Regions from separate parts of the Homo sapiens genome. Here region 2 is linked to region 1. Evidence: chromatin contacts called from ENCODE Hi-C data. All regions are on one chromosome and are shown on one strand. The core of a region is the stretch at or near the end of the contact, and the rest is flanking DNA. Distances in the headings are between cores, read along the strand shown.

Region 1 (6,565 bases), core at 1,297-3,796:
GGCTGAGGTGGGAGGATGGCTTGGGTCCAGGAGTTAGAGACAACTGGGCAACAGTGAAGATTCCGACTCTAAAAAAAAACAATAATAATTTCACAAAAAGGGGGGGGCTGATTTCTAAATTGGAACCTCTTGTTGAAATCCTTAGAGCGCTAGTTAAACCCACTTCTTTTCAAAAAATAATTGACAGATTAAAAAAAGGTTAGAAATCCTTTTAAAGTAAATGTCATCACAGATCTGCAAGTGAACTGTCATTCTGGACAGGTCCCCAGTTAGTGGCTCTCTCCTGTGTACGCTAGCTACCACTAGGCAGTAAAAATAATTTACCCAATTCAAACACGTACCGTGCCTGCACTATGTTAAGACTACCGGCAAAGAGGGTAAAAAGCTAAATAAGGTCTATCACAGCCCTCAAGGAGTTAAAGGACTAGAGGAGGAGTCCATTTATAGTATAGTATGTGTGCAGTTACCATTTAGTCAAGGCAAAAGAAGTGTGAGAAATCCTAAAACAATAGTACCTACAGTATAACATGCCATCACCGCCCAGAGAAGGAAAGCAACTAGTGCACTCGTCACGTCATGTTGTAAGTAGTACTTGCTTACATTATGTCCCTCCCTGACAATCCCTTCCAACCTCTGTCAACCTCCTTCCCCACAATCACACACACAAAACCACACAACCAGGAAGGGAAGCCATGGAGCGAGTACTGTGAATCCTAAAAGCGGCTCTGTAATTTAAAAGTGCAATGGCTGTACCTGAAGAAAATTTGTCTTTAGCTTCATCAGGTGAAGAAAATTGGTTTTATAACACAAGGCCCACCAAACCAGAAAAGCCCAGGAACGCTTCTCCACAGGACTCACTTAGCACGAGAAATCACTCTGAGCAAACTGACACACACAGTATTTCTCAAATTTTTCTTTTTCATTTAGCAGATGGTAAAGGAATACAACTGAAGTTAACAATAAATGACACTCTGGCCATTTTGCTCCACTATGAATGACAGACATTTAAGCTAGTTCCATCTGGGGAACTGAAACAGAATCATGTTCATATAATAAGCCACACAAACCAAATTAAGTGTAATATGTGCACCCAAACTTGACAAAACTTGTACTTAATGCAGCCTGCAAATCCCCAAGAGTCCACGACAGAATACAAGAATAGTAACAATGATTTATCTCAACTGATCTTAGCTTCTTCACAAACTTGCCAATAATGACCTTTCAAGAACTGCACCGTTTGTCCTCATCTGCGCAATCCAACAGTTCAGAAAAACTGAAGAAAATGCTTCTTCTAAAAATAAAACACTTGTTGTGGGGGGGACTACTAACAAAAAAAAAGGCACACTGGTTTTTACTGTACTGAAGCAATAAACTCTCCAAATAACTTCATTAAGGAGTGTCATTAGCAAAGAATGAACACCAAAATACCGCTCAATCCAATTTTCATTGTGAATTCCGGGATCTAGAAAATTAAATGGGACGGTATCACTCTGCTATAAGAACTATTTCCAAAACAAAACAAACCTATCTACCCCCTTTCTTGATTTTTTTTTAAAAAGTTTTAGGGTTTTTCCTTTTTTCAACTTCACATACTTCGTGGCTTTGCAAAAAAAAAAAAAAAAAAAAAGCAGTAAACCGTATTTACCAAAAAAAAAAAAAAAAGTTTTGTTTGGTATCAAAGTATAGCTGCAAGCTGAGCCGGCTGGCTGCACGGGTCCCAGAGCGCGTGGGGACCGCACGGGTCTCCTGGGCCGCTCGCCTGCGACCCGCGCGGGTCAGCTGGGCCGCACCCCCGAGAAGCCGCGGAGAGGCACCGACAGGCAGGCGCGGCCCGACGTGTTTACCGTCCGCGTCGACCCCGGGGAGCCGCTCCCTCGCGCCCGCAGCACTTGTTCACGGCGCGGACTCCACGGCGGGGACTCCACACCGCGGCCGCCCGCCCCAGGGGAGGAGTGAGCCCGCCCCGGCGGCGCCGACCCGGGGACCCGGGGCAAGGATTCGGGGCCTCGCTGGGGGCGGAGCGCCTGAGGTAGCATCGGCGGCCGGGCGCGCCCCCCACCCGGAAAGCGGCGACGGCCTCTAAGTTGGGCTGCGGAGTGGGAGGCGCGCCGAGCCCCAAGCAGACAATGCGGGAGAAGGGCGATGCGCAGGGAGGAGGGGTCCGCAGACCTGAGGTCCCGGCGCCGCCCGGCGACCCGTCTGTCCAGCCCGCCCCCGAAACCCCCGCAGCCCCCGCCCCTCCTCCGGGGCCCGCCCCACCGAGCAACCGCAGGGGACTGGCCGCGCTCCGCGCCCCGACCCACAAATCACAAAACTTCCCCCAACTCCGCCAACTAAGTTGCGCTCTCACCGTGCGGCTCCCGGGGCTCCCCCGCGGGCCGAGCTGGGACAACTCTTCACCTTCGCCGCGGAGAAAGACAATAGGCGGCCGCTCCCCCGGAGGCGGCTAAAGCGGCGGCGACCGAGGCGAGCAATGGGCACGGCAGTCTCGGCAGAGCACAGGCGCTTCACCGCGGCTGCTCGGGCTCCGCGCTGGCCCTGCACACAGCTCCAGTCCGCGCATGCGCCGAAAGACGCTCGGGAGGGTGGGCGGGGCACGCGGGAAGGCGGTAACGCCTGCGAGTCCTCCCGTGAGTACACGCGGAGCAAGAACTGCGAGCTGGGATTGCACGGCAGAACTGCCCATCTCGCTGCATGAGACCAATAGTAAGGCTCCTGGACGGGGCACTCAGGTTGCTAAGGGAGGCTGAGGTTGACCGCCGCTGCTGCTCGGCGGCAAAGTGATCAAAGTAGGGTGGCTGGCAGAGGCTGCTCTGGGAAATGCCCACCCACGGTCTCCTCTCCGCCCTGTCTCCAGAAACCGCCCTTCCTCTGTGTACTGGTGGTTACCTGAGCTGCAGCACTTAACCACACATCGTGAAATGATTTACTCCTCTATTTCCCCCACTTCAACTCAGGAAGTGGGGTTTAGTCTTCTGTGTCCACAGCCTAGGACCGTCTAAGGTATTAGGTATTAAATATAGGTATTAAACAAGTGTTGGATGGATGCACGGCGCTATGGCGGAATCACAATTGTGACAGTGCATTCCGTGAACTTCTGGCTACTCGATCACCACAAAGTCATTCCGTGTTCGAGCTGCAAAGGACCTCAAAAATCATCTGGTTGCTTTGGGAAACAAAATGTGGTCCGTGTACCAATGGTGCCGGTAACCACCGGCCCACAGAGGAAGGGCGGTTTCTGGAGACAGGGCGGAGAATATATTAGTTGGTACACGAAGAAACTTCTTTTTTCAAATAGTTAAGTGTTTTTAGTGCGCATTAGGAGGGAAATGCCTATCACGTCAAACCACTGTTTCATTAATGTTATTTCTTAGGTCAAATAAAAAGTGGCAAAAAACGAAAGCACTTCAAGAAAAGTGTTAAGTAAAAAACTGAGACAATTTATATGCAGTTGAAGAACGTGTAAAACTAGTTGATAGTGATTGAAGTAAGAACAGCGGTTAGGTAGGAGGAGAAGATTATTGGCTGGGAAGGAGGAGGAGGGAACCCTCTGGGGTGCTGGTTCTGTATTTTGACCTGGGTGATAGATAACAAAAGTATATACATGAATAAAAAATACATCCAGTGCACTTTAGTGCACTTTGCACATTTTAAACATGTATTTTTAATGTCAGTTTTCAAAAATCTGGTACAGGATATTACCCCCCCGCCCCCAAAAGAAAAGCAAAGATGCAAATGACTGCCATTTGGGAAACACTGATCCAGGCGGCTCACTAGCAGTGACCAAACACCTGAGAAAGGGTATTGTGAATACCTGATGTGTGTGCCAGGAACTTCCATTGTTGAATAGCTCCAAATCTCAGAAATGCTCCTAATGTTGAGCTCTGGTGCTCACATATATTTTCTCTTTTTTTCTTTTTTCTTTTTTTTTTTTTTTTTTTTTTTGAGGCAGAGTTTCACTCTTGTTGCCCAGGCTGGAGTGCAATGGTGCAATCTCAGCTCACTGTAACCTCCACCTCCAGGGTTCAAGCGATTCTCCTGCCTCAGCCTCCCAAGTAGCTGGGATTACAGGTACCCACCACCACACCCGGCTAATTTTTTTATTTTTAGTAGAGACAGTGTTTCACCATGTTGGCCAGGCTGGTCTCAAACTCCTGACCTCAGGTGCTCCACCCACCTCGGCCTCCCAAATTGCCGGGATTACAGGCATGAGCCACCGCACCCGGCCCTATTTTCTTAAGTAACCCTCACCGAATGGCTTTAAAAAAAAAAAAAGAAAAGAAAAGAAAGGCCAAACATGCCCAGTTCTTCATGTGAAATTATTTCTGTATCACTTCATCATGCTGCTCACCCTCTTCCACTGTTCTCTAATCTGTCCTTGTTGATTTTTAAAAACTGGCACAAGGCCTGGCGCGGTGGCTCACACCTGTAATCCCAGCACTTTGGGAGGCTGAGGAGGGCAGATTGCTCGAGCCCAGGAGTTCGAGACCAGCCTGGGCATCAATTGAAACGCCATCTGTACTAACAAATACAAAAATTAGCCAAGCATGGTAGCCCAAATCTTAGCTACTTGGGAGGCTCAGGTGGAAGGATTGCTTGAGCCCAGGAGGCAGAGGTTGCAGTGAGCCAAATCATGCCACTGTACCCCAGCCTGGGTGACAGAGCCAGACCCTATCTCAAAAAAAAAAAAAAAAAGGCTGGCACAGAGAGAGAAGCAGCCTATCATGAGCCGGTCACTTCTCAAAGAACCTGAGTCTTCTGTGAAGCAAGAGTGCTAACCAAGAAAATCACTTGGACCCTAACATTTGATAACCCAGTGAACTTCCCCCTTAGAACCTAGCTTGTTTGTTTCAGAGGCAGCAGTAAATGTTACCATGTCATCTTTCTACGGACACTGACAACACCGTTCCCTGCTCCCCGCCTCAGCAGGATTTACACCTTTCCAGTGGGCTGCAGGAAAAGTTAAGAGTCTAGCACTTCTTGAATTTACTGTGCTTACAAATCACCTGGGAGTGTTTGTTAAATGTGGATTCTGATTCAGTAAGTCTGGGGTGGCATCTGGGATTCCGCATTTCTAAAAAGCTCCCAGGTGCTACTGACGTAGCTATTTTGAAACCCGACTTTTTTTTTTTTTTTTTTTTTTAAGACAGAGTCTCACTCTATTGTCCAGGCTGGAATGCAGTGTCATGATCTCGGCTCACTGAAACCTCCGCCTCCCCGGTTCAAGCGATTATCCTGCCTCAGCCCCCCAAGTAGCTAGGATTACAGGTTCACACCACCACACCCAGCTAGTTTTTGTATTTTTGGTAGAGACAGAGTGTCACCATATTGGCCAGGCTGGCCTTGAACTCCTGACCTTAGGCGATCTGCCCGCCTCGGCCTCCCAAAGTGCTGGGATTACAGGCATGAACCACCATGCCCAGCCTGAAACCCAACTTTGAAGGCAGGAGTCTACCCTAAATTCCCCAAACGGTTGAGCCCTCTGTCCTCCTTGGGAATTCCTAAATTGTTATCTGCATGGCTGATGTCGTCTCATCATTCAGGCCTCAGCTCAAATGATCCTCCTCAGAGAAACCTTCCTTGGCCACCCTCCCTAAATTGACCCACTCTAATCTAGTCCCTCTCTTGCGTATTACTCAGTTTTTTCCATAGCATTTATCTCAATCTGAAAGTACCTTATTTATCTTGTGTGTTTATTGGCTCCTCCCACTATAATGTAAGCTCCTTGAAGTATGCTGTGTTTACCCCCTCTCTCCTGCCCCTCTAATAGTGTCTGGTTCACAGTATGGACTCAATGAATTTCACATTAGTGAACTTGTACAGAAGAAGCTATTACAAGGAGCCTTCAAACTGAGTGTCCCTGATACTAAAGACTTGTTCTTCCAAGGTGTACCAAATATTTCTACATAGTATGCCATATTTCACAGAAAGAGGTTGCAGGTTTAATCATTTCCTCATGTACTCTCAGTAAGTTCGCAAGCCAGGAAAGATGCCTTACTAAACAGTGGTGGGGTTTTGTATCTCTGAACTATCTCTCCATTGACTTATATATCTTCCCAACTGATTTACACAGGTTCTATATAATACCTAAAAATATAACAAGAATAAATCCCATTTTACAGAGAGTTCCTGGCAATGCCAAAGCAAAGAAAAAACAAAATTAACACAGTTAAAAGAGCATAAATTTCTCTTGAAGCTCACACTGTCTAACCTGTCCACTTTGATAATAGAAGCACTGGAACAAGTATATCCCAGTGTTCCTTCACAGCAGTGGACATTGTATTGCATTTGTGATAGAAATAGTGTCCTGATCATGCTTTGAGAGCTTCCACTCTCAGCTCCTTGCTTGGTGTGAAGCCAGCTCTACCACAGCCCCAATTCCATGGCCTCAGCGTGGAATCCAGACCTGACTCTCCTGATGTATCCTATCCACGGGCAACGGTGACTACTTCCAGACTACTCTGCTGGAACTAGGGTCTTGTTTGACTGGAATATTTGTCTCCCTTAAATGGAATCTGGAAGGATATACCTGTCAGCCATCTTGTCACCACAAAGAAAGAACCTT
Region 2 (6,565 bases), core at 2,439-4,938, 120 kb after region 1:
ACCCGGCCCTGCAACACCCACCCCTGCACACAGTGGGTGGTGGGGCCCTGGGGCCAGGTGAGCCAGGCTGCGGGGGGGAGCAGGGAGCAAGTGCTTGGTAGCGCCTGGTCAGTCCTGGGTTGGGTGAAGGAGCTGTGGAGTGTGTGCTGTGAGCCAGGCTGTCTGTGGCCCCTGCACATGCAGCAGTCACTGGACAAAGCCCTGCCATGCTGGTGCTCACACCTGACAGGGAGAAACAGACAAGGAAAGGGCATGTGTGCTGTGATGTCAGGGAAGGCCTTCCGAGGAGGGGTCTGGGGTTGAGACCCGAGGGAGGAGTCAGTGATGCCAAGGACAGGGATCGAGGGGACAGCAGGTGTGAAGTCTGAGGCAGGAATGATGAGCTTGGGGAGATCAGGGAGCCCAGCAAAGGCCAGCGGCAGAAGGGGGCAGAAGAGGGGCCTCGTATGGGCAGGACACCTTCTGCTGGGCCTGTTTGGAACTGAGGGGTTCAGAAATCTCAGATTTGGGCCCTGAGCTGGGTCCGGGAGTCAGCTGGGCCAGCGTTTGAGTCTGTCCGACTGGCTGCTGAGTGACTCTGGGCAGGTTGCTTTGCTTTGCTGGGTCAGTTTTCTCATCTGTAAAATTGGGACGCTTTGGGAGAGGAGGGTCAGGAGGATTAAATGGAGGAACGCAACAAAGCACAGGGCCGGGCACAGCACGACACTGGCACAGACTCAGCACATGTTTAGGGCTTTCAGACCTGCACCTGTTAACAACAAAGCCTGGCGGGCTGGGCCCCGGCTGTGAAATTGTCTCCACCCCTCCTGCCCATGGGCTGCGGCAGGTCCTCTGCCCTGTCCCTCGGGCACAGCGGTGTCTCGCCCACGTCTCTGCTCACTGCTGCATCAGGGCTCCATCCCGGGGCCCCTGCCCAGGCCTCTCAGGCATGTCCCGTGTGAGGGGCTCACTGCCCTGCCGCCCCAAGGGCTGTCCCATGGTTCTCATGCCCCTTCCCTCTGCAGCAGCCGATCCCACAAGTGAGAGTGGGGTTCCAGCACCAAGTGGGCTCTAGGAATGGGAACAGGTCCTCCAGGAGGCACTGAGAGGGCGGCTGGGAGCAAGGGCAGACCAGTCAGGCACAGGGCGCAGGGACGGCTTCCCAGAGGAGGTGTCCCTGCCCCCACTGCTAGGGCTGGCCCTGGAGACACTCATTCCTCCCCTGCTCCCCCCCAGTGCTCAGGCCCCTGTGGTGGTGGCATCCAGTGGTCACACACTGGTCAAGTGTGTCAACACCCAGACGGGGCTACCCGAGGAAGACAGTGACCAGTGTGGCCACGAGGCCTGGCCTTGTGAGCTCCCGGCTGTGTGGCACCGAGGATTGTGAGCCCGTCGAGCCTCCCCGTGAGTCCCCCGACCCCAAGCTCTCTGCTGAAGTGAGGTGGGGCGGGAAGGGTGATGGGGAAATTGGGTCTTCAAACCATTGCACCCACGGCACCGGCTGGCTCCATCTGTAGTCTGGGCTCAGGAGCCACTGAAAATCCTGATGCCACAGGATCCCATGCTGGAGGCTGGGCTGTGCTGGGAGTCAGTCAAGAGAAGTCCCAGCTACACAACATCCCGCAGGCAGCTTTCTGACCTCCAGTGAGTAGAGGGAGTGGCCTTGGCCCCTGATTTGCTGTGTGAACCTGGGTAAGCTCTTTCCCCTCTGGGTCTCAGTCTTCCCACAGTGAGACCGGGGATGTCCCTGAAGCTGTGTGAAAACTGGGCCTGGGTGAGTCCCTGTCCCCTCCCCAGCCCTGGCCTGTCCATTCCCTGGCCAGAGGACTGCCTAGAGTGAGCAATGGAACCACAGGAAGGGCCTCCCTTCCAGGGTCCTGCTAATCCCAGTGGTGGGGGGTTTCCTGGCCAGCTGGGTCCTGGTGGAAGGGCCTGAGCTAGAGGTGGTTCTGGATATCCCAACCCCCCACCTCCAACACACACACACACACACACACACACACACACACACACACACTCACACACTTCCTGCAGCCCCAGCTGCTCTCAGCAGTGCTGAGGGCAGGAAATGGGGTGGCCCTGGAGTGTCACCTGGGCTCCCCTCACCAGCTGTGTGGCCTTGGGCTCCATTTCCCTCTCAGGGCCTTCATGTGCTGAATAAAGGGGCTGCCAAGCCCCATCCTTGCATAAGTGAGGTCTGGGCATGAAGGGCACAGCACTGCGTGGGGATCCAGGTGGTGCTCAGGGAAGGCGGCTTTTTCCCCTCCCCCAAAGCCACTGTCATCCCCAATTGCAAGGTCAGGGAGAGGGCCTGGGGCTGACCCTGCCAGTCTAAGGAATCCAGGAGCTGTGGCCTGAAGAGCTGCGGCCCCTGTGCTATTGGCTGTCTGCCCCCTGACCCTAGGACAGAGTCCTCAGCCACGGCCCTCAAGCTGGCATTCGGGGCCCCCTGCAATCTCCCCAGTCTGCCTTCTCCCCTTGTCCAATGCAGCCTTCTCTACCTGCGCTGGCTCCTGGGCAGCCCTCATTTGGGCTCAGAGTGGCCCCTGCCATGCCTCGCTGCCATGCCTTGCTACCCTGCCTCTGGCAGGGGTGGCCTTCCTGCCACAAACCCCATTACCTCAAGGCCAAGTGGCAGTGCCCCCACCCTGTCCTGCCTGCCCTCAGCACGCACCCAGCCAGCATCTCAGAGCACTCCTGTGTGCTGCCTGAGCTGGGTGCTGGCATCACATCTCTCGCCTTCATGGCTAGAGCTGGCCACAGGGAGTGGGGTGGTTATGATCCCAGGGGATGAGGACCAGATGGGGCAGAGAACAGGAACTGAGGCCCCTGGGGGCCTAGAACCAAGGACGGATGGCCCAGGAGGCTCTGGGCTTGCAAGGTCTCCCAGGGGCGGGTATGAGTGGGCTGCAGGGAGTGGGCTATGGGGGCTGGTTAGGTGGCTGAACTAGAAGCTGTCCCAAGTGAGGAGTTTTCTGCCACCAGTGAACAGTGGAGGGGCAGCTGGGAAGGTGTCTTGGACTTTGAGACCTGGAATTCCCAGGATGTTTTGCTGGTCTGTGGGACAGTTGGCGGGACAGGGGGAAAGCCGGGAAACTCCAGAGTGTGCAGTCGCTGCAGTGACACAGCATGGCCACATCCATTTGCTGTGGAGGTGGGGTTGACAGAGGAGGGAACCGAGGCCCAAGAGGTGAAGCAGCTTGTCTGAGGTCACCCCGGGCGACCAGGATGCAGGCCTGCAGATGTGCACTTTGGAGCTCTGCCTGGAGCTGGGGTGGAGGAGCCTGCCTGCGGCCTCGTGCCCTCTGCCGGGCCTGAGGGGTGTCCCTGGCACAGGGCTGGCTGCTGTCCTCCCGCTCTTCCTCCCCAGGGAGGTCTGCTGGAGTAAGCAGGGCCCAGGGGGCAGGTGGGGGCTGTCAGCAGTGGCAGTGGCATCAGGAGCAAGGCCAGGAGGCTGGAAACAAGCCACTTCCCAAAATAGCTCTGATAACCACGGGGCAGGAGGGCCCAGCCAAGCCTCAGCCCTGACAAGCACAGCCTGCAGCCGGCCTCCCTCCCCACTGGGCCTGGGCTTAGTCCCTGGTTTCCGCTGACAGCCTGTAGGGCCCACTCTCTCTAGGCTTCCTGGCCCACCTGGGAAGTGGGAGGCTGGCCTGGGAGATGCGACCTGTGACTCAGAACCCGAGGCTGTGTACAGCCCCTGTGGCTGGAGGTGGTCACGGAGGTCTGGCAGGACAGATGCACTGGGGCAGGGGGCGGTGGCGGGAGTCGGGGGCAGAGGCCGCTGCAGGTTGGCAGGAGGCCCCGGGACCGCAGTTCTGTGCCAGGATCTGTCGGGGAACACCAGGGGTGAGCAAGGATGGAGATGGGATGGCAGGGCGTCGCCCTGGGCAGGCTCTTTAACAGTCATGTGAGGGGGTCAGGGTGGGGTCTCAGGACCTTTCCTCCAGAAACCTCAGCCCAGCAGCGCCCGTTCTCGAGTCCTGGGGTCGGCCGTGAGTAGGTGGGACAGAGACACCAACAGTTGGAGACCTGCAACTCCGGTTTGGGAGCCGCTCCAAAAACCGGGGCTCTCTGCTTGGTGGGGAGCTGCTGGAGCCTCCTTAAGGTGGTTGGGGTGGGGAGCCAGGTTCTGGGTACCCCAAACCACTGGTTCTGATGCCTCTCTGACCCCCCACTCCAGGCTGTGAGCGGGACCGCCTGTCCTTCGGGTTCTGTGAGACACTGCGCCTACTGGGCCGCTGCCAGCTGCCCACCGTCCGCACCCAGTGCTGCCGCTCGTGCTCTCCGCCCAGCCACGGCGCCCCCTCCCGAGGCCATCAGCGGGTCACCCGCCACTGACAGTGCCAGGATGCACAGACCGACCGACAGACCTCAGTGCCCACCACGGGCTGTGGCGGAGCTCCCGACCCCTACGCCCTAATGGTGCTAACCCCCTCTCACTACCCAGCGGCAGGCTGGGGAGCTCCTCCCCCTCGAAAAAGGTATTTTTTTATTCTAACAGTTTGTGTAACATTTATTATGATTTTACATAAATGAGCATCTACCATTCTAAAGCACAGTGTGACTTCATCTTGGATTTGGGGAATCTTAAAAGTGAGAAACTCTTCCCCCGACCCCTCTGCCCAAAACTCCACCGCTGCAGCACCTCGGCAGGTGCGGCTTTTCACCTGCTCCTCTGGGGCAGATCTGCAGGGGGCAGCGTAGCAAACGAGTCCCTGAGAGCATGGCATCTGGTGAGGCACGGAAGGCCTCGGAAGCCGGGGGGCTGCTGCCCAGGGAGGCCTGTCTGCAGAGGGTGGGGTTCTGGGGGCAGGAAGGTCTTCTGGGCAGGGGCACAGCTTGGCCCTTACTTGCTGCCTGCCTTCAGCTCAGGCTCCCAGCCTTCCCTGGGGCCCCTCTCTGTGGTCCTCAGAGACCTGTTCCACAGGGATTGAGCCCACCTTGTCACTTGCAGGGACTGCCCCCTGGAGTGGTGGGGACTGGGGCCCCCAGGGGCACCTCCCTGGCTCTGTCTGTTCTATCTGTTGACTCTTCTGCAAAAAAGCGGGCAGAGAGGGGAAGAGCAGGCTGGCCAATTTTGCCCTACTGTGTCCCCACGTGTCCCTTCATCTCTGTGCCCAGAGATAGGGCTGGGCTAATTGCCACTGCCTTGGGGGTGGCCCCTTTCCCACCACCAGCCCAAGCAACAGGTTCCTACCATGCTGATCTATGGTCCAGCACCTTGGCACCTGCCTACCCACAGCCCCTTCCCCTCCCATAAAATCTAGTCCCATGGAGCCAGACAGTAGTGCCCACAGCAGGGAACAGATGGGCATAAAGGTGCTTTGAAGAGGGTCCTGGCCTGACCAGGGGCGGGAGGCTGGAGAAGGGGCGGACACTGTCCTCCCAGGCCCAGGCCCAGCCCTGGATCCGACCCTGGCCTCTGGCTGTGAGCCTTAGACTCAGCCGTTGACAATTTCCTCCTCAGCCCTCCCCCTGGAAGGTGTTACGCCCCTTCTACAGGTGGGGGACACTAAGGTTCAGAGGGGCCACCCTGCAGCCTACAGGGGTCACCTCTCACATTCTACTCTCCAGCGTATGACAACCCTGGACGAAAGGCAAATGTAGCCCTGGAGCCTGCATGTGGCAGCCGCGGCCGCTCAGGGCTGGGTGTATGCTGGGGATGGAGAGGACACCACTGAAAATCACTCCTGGCTGGGCGCGGTGGCTCACACCTGTAATCCCAGCACTTTGGGAGGCTGAGGTGGGCGGATCACCTAAGGTCAGGAGTTTGAAACCAGCCTGGCCAATGTGGCGAAACCCCATCTCTACTAAAAATACAAAAATTAGCCGGGTGCAGTGGTGGGCACCCGTAATCCCAGCTACTTGGGAGGCTGAGGAAGAAGAATCGCTTGAACCTGGGAGGCAGAGGTTGCAGTGAACTGAGATCACGCCTTTGCACTCCAGCCTAGGCGACAGAGGGAGGAGACTGCGTCTCAAAGAAAAGAAGAGAAAAGAAAAAAAATTACTCCTTAGGGACTGAGACCAAGAAAGAGCATCAGAAGCTGAACCCCTTGGTGAAGAGCGTCTGTCCCAGGACTTGGAAGGGAGGGAGGGGAACGTGGCCAGGGGGGCTGCCTGCAGGTGCCTGTCCTGCTGCTCCTCAACTCAACATGCTCACCTCATTTCACACCAACACGCCCCATTCTCAGAGGAGGAGCCCAAGGCTCTAAGAGGAAGTAACTGGCCCAAGGACACATGCCCTAGTGACACAGGCCCATCCTAGGTGCCGACTGCCCACCTCCAAGTTCCAGGCCACCCTGAGCAGGTGGAAGAGGGAGAGGGCCCCGAGCAGGCCCCAGCTATGGCTTTGCACAGAGAGGGCAGCCTGCCAGAGTTCACGCAGGAAAGCAAGTTGCTGGGAAGGCTAGCGTGAGTCCCAGCCCCGCTGTGCTGACCGAGGGTGGAGGAGCGTCAGGCGTGCTTCCTGTCTGTCTGCAGCAGCCAGGCTGGCCCAGCAAGACCTGGGGACCCACGCTCTGAGTCATGGGTTCCCAGGCCTTAGTCAGAACTGCCCCTGGTGGCAGTCCCTTCCAAGGGGTAA

What was found. Hi-C counts contacts between places; a loop is a spot of excess contacts on that map. Pooled maps may share reads with other maps.
Region 2: a loop to region 1 is called in a pooled map, with 4 times the contacts of the local background. The contact joins the enhancer-like site here to the promoter of AKAP13 in region 1. A Hi-C loop is called at or near these places in 1 of 50 pooled maps.

What each region holds. Positions count from the first base shown.
Region 1 is chr15:85,376,584-85,383,148 of GRCh38, reverse strand. It overlaps AKAP13 (A-kinase anchoring protein 13), which reads right to left and starts at 2,546. Exons shown (of 37, transcript NM_007200.5): 1 at 2,351-2,546. MIR7706 (microRNA 7706) reads right to left here and starts at 2,553; the gene lies at 2,487-2,553. RefSeq lists silencers at 1,842-2,009, 1,666-2,235, 2,616-2,695.
Region 2 is chr15:85,253,339-85,259,903 of GRCh38, reverse strand. It overlaps the pseudogene ADAMTS7P4. Among named protein-coding and RNA genes, the nearest start is that of MIR7706, 120 kb to the left of the region's middle. RefSeq lists enhancers at 1-283, 6,122-6,461. Within about 2 kb of position 3,688, at least 8 of the 41 ENCODE cell types and tissues checked have a DNase peak (open chromatin) inside an H3K27ac peak, as active enhancers do.